Linked DNA regions of Homo sapiens: region 1 is linked to region 2. A link is a loop called in an ENCODE intact Hi-C map of the cell type or tissue named here. Cell type or tissue: transverse colon. All regions are shown on one strand. Each heading gives the region's core, and the rest is flanking DNA. Links, peaks and the distances in the headings are about the cores only. Region 1 overlaps FGF12 (fibroblast growth factor 12). Region 2 overlaps PYDC2-AS1 (PYDC2 antisense RNA 1).

Region 1 (2,917 bases), core at 283-2,782, 1.0 Mb before region 2:
CTCCCACATAGAAACTCTTGTTTTACATTCAGCCCTGTAGAGGTGCTTCTCTCAAGCCAACCTGTTCTGTTTCAGTTCTTTTGAAACCGGGGGGCTTTGTAAAGCCAGAGAGCCTGAGAGACTAAGAGGCTTTGACATGTTGAAGCGCATGCAAACTGACTTTCTTGGTCACACCAAAAGACTCCACTCCTACTGGTCAAGCACAAACGTTGTTATTGGAATACTCACAAATCATCAATCTTTGACATGAATGTTTCCTTCCTTAGTGGAGTCTGCCTGATTACAGCAGCAAACCTGGTCTCCTGTCTGGGTACCCTTCCCTGGCTTTTACCCTTCAGAGGCTGAAGCAGAAAGAGGCTTATTAATTAGTGATTTCACTGCACTGGCACCAGGAAATACGAAGAGCAGGAATCCTTAGTTCTGCCTCTGGACTGGATAAGAGGAGCCAAATCTATTTTCCTGCATCCCTGAAGATGGCTTCTTCTAGATTGGCTATAAGTTTCCAGAAGGCTTAACATCAGACTTTTGTATCCATTTATACCTTCTCCAATTAATTTAAAAGATGATAAGTGCAAGCCTTAAGTCTCACACATGCAAACACTGCATACTCTTTGTTCTTAATGATTTTAACATCTGGATGAGAGGTAAGAGTAGAGGGTCATGAGCTATCGTTGTAAAGTTAGAGGAAGGAAGAAGAACCAAAGGTGGGAATAATACTCAGTTAGAATCAGAGATGCTTTTATAGCACATGTGAGATTTTTTAAAGGACAATAGGATCTCATCAACGGGTGAAAATGAGTAAAATCATATCCTTCAGTTTCAGGTGTCTATGTGGTTGGTAACTTGTAAAATATGTACAAAAGGCAATTGAAAATGAGAGACTCAAGCTCAGTATATTTGCAGATGTTCGAGGAAAAAAGTTGGATTCATCACTATAGAAAGGACTTTTTTAGTCAGTTGAGGGGATATGACTGCCAAAGAAGAACAGAATTCAGAGAACACGTTTATTCAGGGACAAAAGAAGGAAGGAGAGGCAGGAAATGAAGCTATACAAGGGAGTGGGCAAAGAGTAGGAGGCAGGCCCTGATGCCCAAGGAAGCTGGAGACTTTAAGTGAGAGGGATTCTCCAATAAAGCTTCCAGATTACAAAGAGACTGAAGGAATAGATTTGGAACTGGGGGTTACTAGCAAGTAATTTGCTCACTGTTTTTTTTTTTGTTTGTTTGTTTTGTTGTTGTTGTTTTTTGAGATGGAGTCTTGCTTTGTCGCCCAGGCTGGAGTGCAGTGGTGTGATCTTGGCTCACTGCAACCTCCGCCTCCTGGGTTCAAGCAGTTCTCTGCCTCAGCTTCCTGAGTAGGTGGGATTACAGGCACCCACCACCACACCCGGCTAATGGTTTGTATTTTTAGTAGAGATGGGGTTTCACCATCTTGGTCAGGCTGGTTTTGAACTCCTGACCTTGTGATCCACCCACCTTGACCTCCCAAAGTGCTGGGATTACAGGCGTGAGCCACGGCGCCTGGCCAGTTTGCTCACTCTTACACATTCCACTGACTTCCTTAAACCTTCTGGCTAAAAGGCGATGCTACCTCTCAACTAGTTCTCTACACAAATAGCATTTTTTGTTAGCTCCTTGTATTTGATGAACTTCTTTAACAAAGATGATAGTATTTCTATTTTCCTAATGATTTTGAGAGTGGTATTGTTAGTATTTTTTTGTAGTCTGCAATCCTATCACAGGCACTTCCTCTAGTCGCTAGCCTTTTATTTCCTCCATTTTCCCAGAGTTCTCCCTGCTCCCCTGTGCTTACTTAACTATGCCCCTTCTACCCGGCTTCTCTTGCTGCAAGACCTTTTAAGGAATTATACACTATTCATTCATAAGATGCAATTCAGACTATATCACTCTCGTCCTTAAACACCTCCATAGCCTCTAATTTTTAGAAAGAAAAGCCTGAGTTTCTTGGCACAGCATAGAGTGAGCACTCAAGAAATTTTTTACGTAGATAATTTCATACATTAATCTTTGTGTCCTTTCATATCTTCCCACCTTTGTGTTCTCCAGCACTGGAACACAGTCTGTGTTGGGAGACAGCAGTTTGCGTATAGTCAGCTACCCAAAAAAGGGGGATGCGTTCTAGTTTTTTCTGGGAATGCCACCTTAAGCATAACTTCACCTAGAATTTCAATCTACAGGGCAAGAAATTGTTGATCAGACAGGCTACTCAGAAACATGTATAATCTTAAAAGTATCTTGAACATGCAGTTATTTTGGGAAACTGACATTGTGCAATCTAACCCAGTGGCTGTCCAGCCTGGATACACCTTAGAAACACCTGGAGAGCTTTGTAAAACTACCGAAGTCAAAGCCTTGCTCCAGACAAATTAGCTTATTCATGATTGCTCGTTTACAACGGAGGTTTTCCAATTGTGGGCCCCACATCAGCAGCATCGGCAGCACCCAGGAGCTCACTAGTACTAAAATCTCTTGACTCCTTTTGAATTGGAAATCTGGAAGTAAGGCCCAGCGATCCGTGTTTTACTAAGCCCTCCACTTGATTCTGCTGTGTATGACTATTTGAGAACCCCTAATTTACAGCAGTAAGCTCTGATTCTCAGTACCACTGTATCCCAGAGGCAAAGCTAGGCGCAAAGGAAGGTGAATGTTCCTCTCTGGTATGGTACTGCTCTACAACAAAGTATCTAATTTTTGGCCCAGGAGGCTTCTCATCTTTATTAATTTAAGTGGGATCACCATCTACAATGGGAGTGAGCTTCTTGTAGACATGGACTATGACAGTATTGTCCTGAGGTCACGTTCTTCTGTTTCCTTCAGAGCTCCAACCCCTAGCACGAGGCCTGGCGTGAAGTGAGTGTTCAATAAAGACGAGGAGAAAACTTTGAGAATTGCTTGGG
Region 2 (2,917 bases), core at 324-2,823:
AAAAGCCGGCCAGCAATGGAATTGCAGCAGCATTCCAGGACTAATCTCATTCCTGGAAATGGGATTTTCTCATGCTCTTCCCACAGAGCCTGGAGGGCCTCAGAACCTCACCTTGGGTCTTCCTAATGGCTTCTAGAACAGACCTAATCTTGCTAGTGTCTAGCTTCAGAAATCTAGTTTTCCAGAACCTCATTCACACAATTCCAACTGTTTCTTCTGACCTTAGAGGGTTCAATTTAACTCTTTCTTCCTACCACAGTAGAAGGAAGGAACACAGACATTATTCTCAGAGACAGGATCTCGAGAATTTATGGTTCCCCCAAAATGTCCAGTGGCTGTCAGAAGGAGCCTCCTTTTCTTTAAGAAAATTCCAGTGTTTTTAATTGTGAGCACTTGCCTTCACTCGAAGCCCCCAAACCCTAAGATGATTCCTGGCATTAAGAGGATTTAGGGGCCAGGCCAGGTGCAGTAGTTCACACCTATAATCCCAGCATTTTGGGATACCAAGGCCGGCAGATCACTTGAGGCCAGGAGTTCGAGACCAGCTTGGCCAACATGGTGAAACCCGTCCCTACTAAAAATACAAAAAAAAAAAAAAAATAGCCGGTGTGGTGGCAGGTGTCTGTAATCCCAGCTACTCGGGAGGCTGAGGCAGGAGAATCACTTGAACTGGGAACCAGGAGGTGGAGGTTGCAGTGAGCTGAGATTGTGACACTGCACTCCAGCCAGGGTAAGACAGCCAGACTCTGTCTAAAAAAAGAAAAAGACTTTGGGCTATAGAATTAGGTATGGTATCCCCAATGTCCCCAAAATCTGTTCAGCTACTTAGCAGTACATCAGGCCATCTCTGAAATGCTCCAAAGTTACAAAATTCTCAATCATTTGTGAATTCTGATGGAGCCCAGAATTGTTTCTGAAGCTCACAGTAGGTGTAGGAACACCCAGTGATTAACCCTAGGTCCTTCTCTGAAGGCCAGGTTGTCCAGAAACCCCATGAGTTTCCTCCTTCATCACATAAGGGTGTGTGCACCCTGAAGGCAGAATCAGCACCTGAGCTACTTCCAGGTCAGTGACGGTGTCCAGGCTGCCCCCTAGAGCTGATTGGTTGTGCCCTGATTGCCCCCAGAAATCTTTTACCTTATCTTCTCATGGGAAAAAAAATCCCAGGAAGACCATAGCCCTAACTGCCACTGGAAGCACTGGAATCCAAGATAGAGATCTCAAAGATTTCTTTAGCTTTTCTGGAGTAAGTAGGGGCTGTCACATGGCCTCAGCTTAGAAGAAAGGCCAGCAGTCATTAGCCAGTATTCCTATTGAGTTTATACATGACTGTGAAGATCTAAAGGTTGGCACAAGGATTCACAGATCAACTCTGGGTGAGGTTAATGCTATCAAGAATTAGCCCTAAACCTGCAATTATAGATTGTAATCTGGCCATATTCAGAGACCCTCAATTCTGAGATCTCTAGAAACTTGTCCTAGTACTTCTCTAGGATAGGCAAAAAAGCCCTGTATATAGCAACTCTTAGGCTTGAGAAATTAATTATAGTGAAACAGAAGGCTTCTAGGTGAACTTGGCCAGCTTCTTGGGAAATGTTGACTTTATGTGAAAAAACACCGTATGTCTGAATATCTCTCTCAGTATCAGGTACCTGATGTCAGAGGTTTTTACCACAAAAACAAACAATAACAACAAAATCTTACAGTTACCCAAAAACCCTATTATCCCCACAGTGAGACATCCAAAGAAGAAATGGCTCTGCAAGGCATACACAGAGGGCTGAATGTTTGTGTCCCTCAAAATTCATATGTTAAAATCCTAGTTCCAACATGATATATTTAGAGGAGGGGCCTTTAAGAATAATTAGGTCATGAGAGCGGAGCCCTCTTAAGTAGGATTAGTGCCCTTACAAAAGGGACCCTCTCACCCTCTTTCTGCCATGTGAGCCTACCATGAGAAGTCAACAGTCTACAAACGGGAGGAGGGCCCTCGCCAGAACTCAACAATGCTGGCACCTTGATCCTGGCCTTCTAGCCTCCAGAACTGTAAGAAATCAATTTCTGTTGTTATAAGCTACGCAGTCCATGGTTATAGCAGCACGAGCTGACTAAGATAACACAGACCATCCCTCACAGTACAAAGGGCCTTCACTGAGTAAGACCCAAATGTCTTCCAAGGACCTGGGAATCCTGAGCCATCTTGCAGTCAGTCTCACAAAGGTTATTGTTACCTTTGTGTCAGATTTGTTACTTCCTTAACAAAGGTCTGCAAGACCAACTACTTTTTCTTACCTTTACTCAAAAGTAAAGTATGTTTGCTATAACAATTCAAAAGGAAATATAGGTGTTTATAAAGTAAAACTAGGTTTCTCCCTTCTCCACTTTCTCTGGGGAAATCTGATATGTATTTGTTATATTCTTTTCTATGATATATATATTATATATAAAATATCACATATAACGAATATATAGGATATTATGTTTTTAACATAAATTATATCATAAACACACACACATATTGAAGTGTTTCCATGTTCGTTTCACTTTGTCTTTTTAAATCAATGCGTCAGTAGCCATTTTCCACCTTATCTTTCTCCACCATCGCTCTTAGTTAATAATTTTCCTTTTCATCAATAAGTTAGGTAATCATGAGGGAACTTTCACAAAAACCCTCCTACCAACAACTATGTTCAGATTCTCTGCCTTCTCTCCTATTCCTATGGCTGCCAGGACACTGCCTTCTCCTGGTTTTCTTCCTTTACAATGGGTCACTCATTCTCAGTCTTGATTCTGGTTCCACTTCATATTCCCAAGCTCTGAAGTGTAGAGTGTCCCAGGATTCATCCTTAGACCTCTTATTTTCTCAAGAGACAATCAGTCTCTAGTGATCTGATCCAGTTCTGTGGGTTTCAATGCC

What was found. Hi-C counts contacts between places; a loop is a spot of excess contacts. Peaks named below come from ENCODE experiments on the same cell type or tissue, not always from the same donor. Only the 100,000 strongest peaks of a DNase experiment are listed, where the experiment ranks them.
Region 1: a loop joins it to region 2, with 10 times the contacts of the local background. A loop is called at or near these places in 10 of 110 quality-filtered maps.

Annotation. Positions count from the first base shown.
Region 1 is chr3:192,436,020-192,438,936 of GRCh38, reverse strand. All of the region lies in intron 2 of FGF12 (fibroblast growth factor 12), which reads left to right. Among named protein-coding and RNA genes, the nearest start is that of FGF12-AS2, 78 kb to the left of the region's middle. In transverse colon, for the core only: no CTCF peak of the experiment used is centred there; no DNase peak of the experiment used is centred there.
Region 2 is chr3:191,431,351-191,434,267 of GRCh38, reverse strand. The region is part of intron 1 of PYDC2-AS1 (PYDC2 antisense RNA 1); the gene reads right to left. Among named protein-coding and RNA genes, the nearest start is that of PYDC2-AS1, 7.3 kb to the right of the region's middle. In transverse colon, for the core only: no CTCF peak of the experiment used is centred there; no DNase peak of the experiment used is centred there.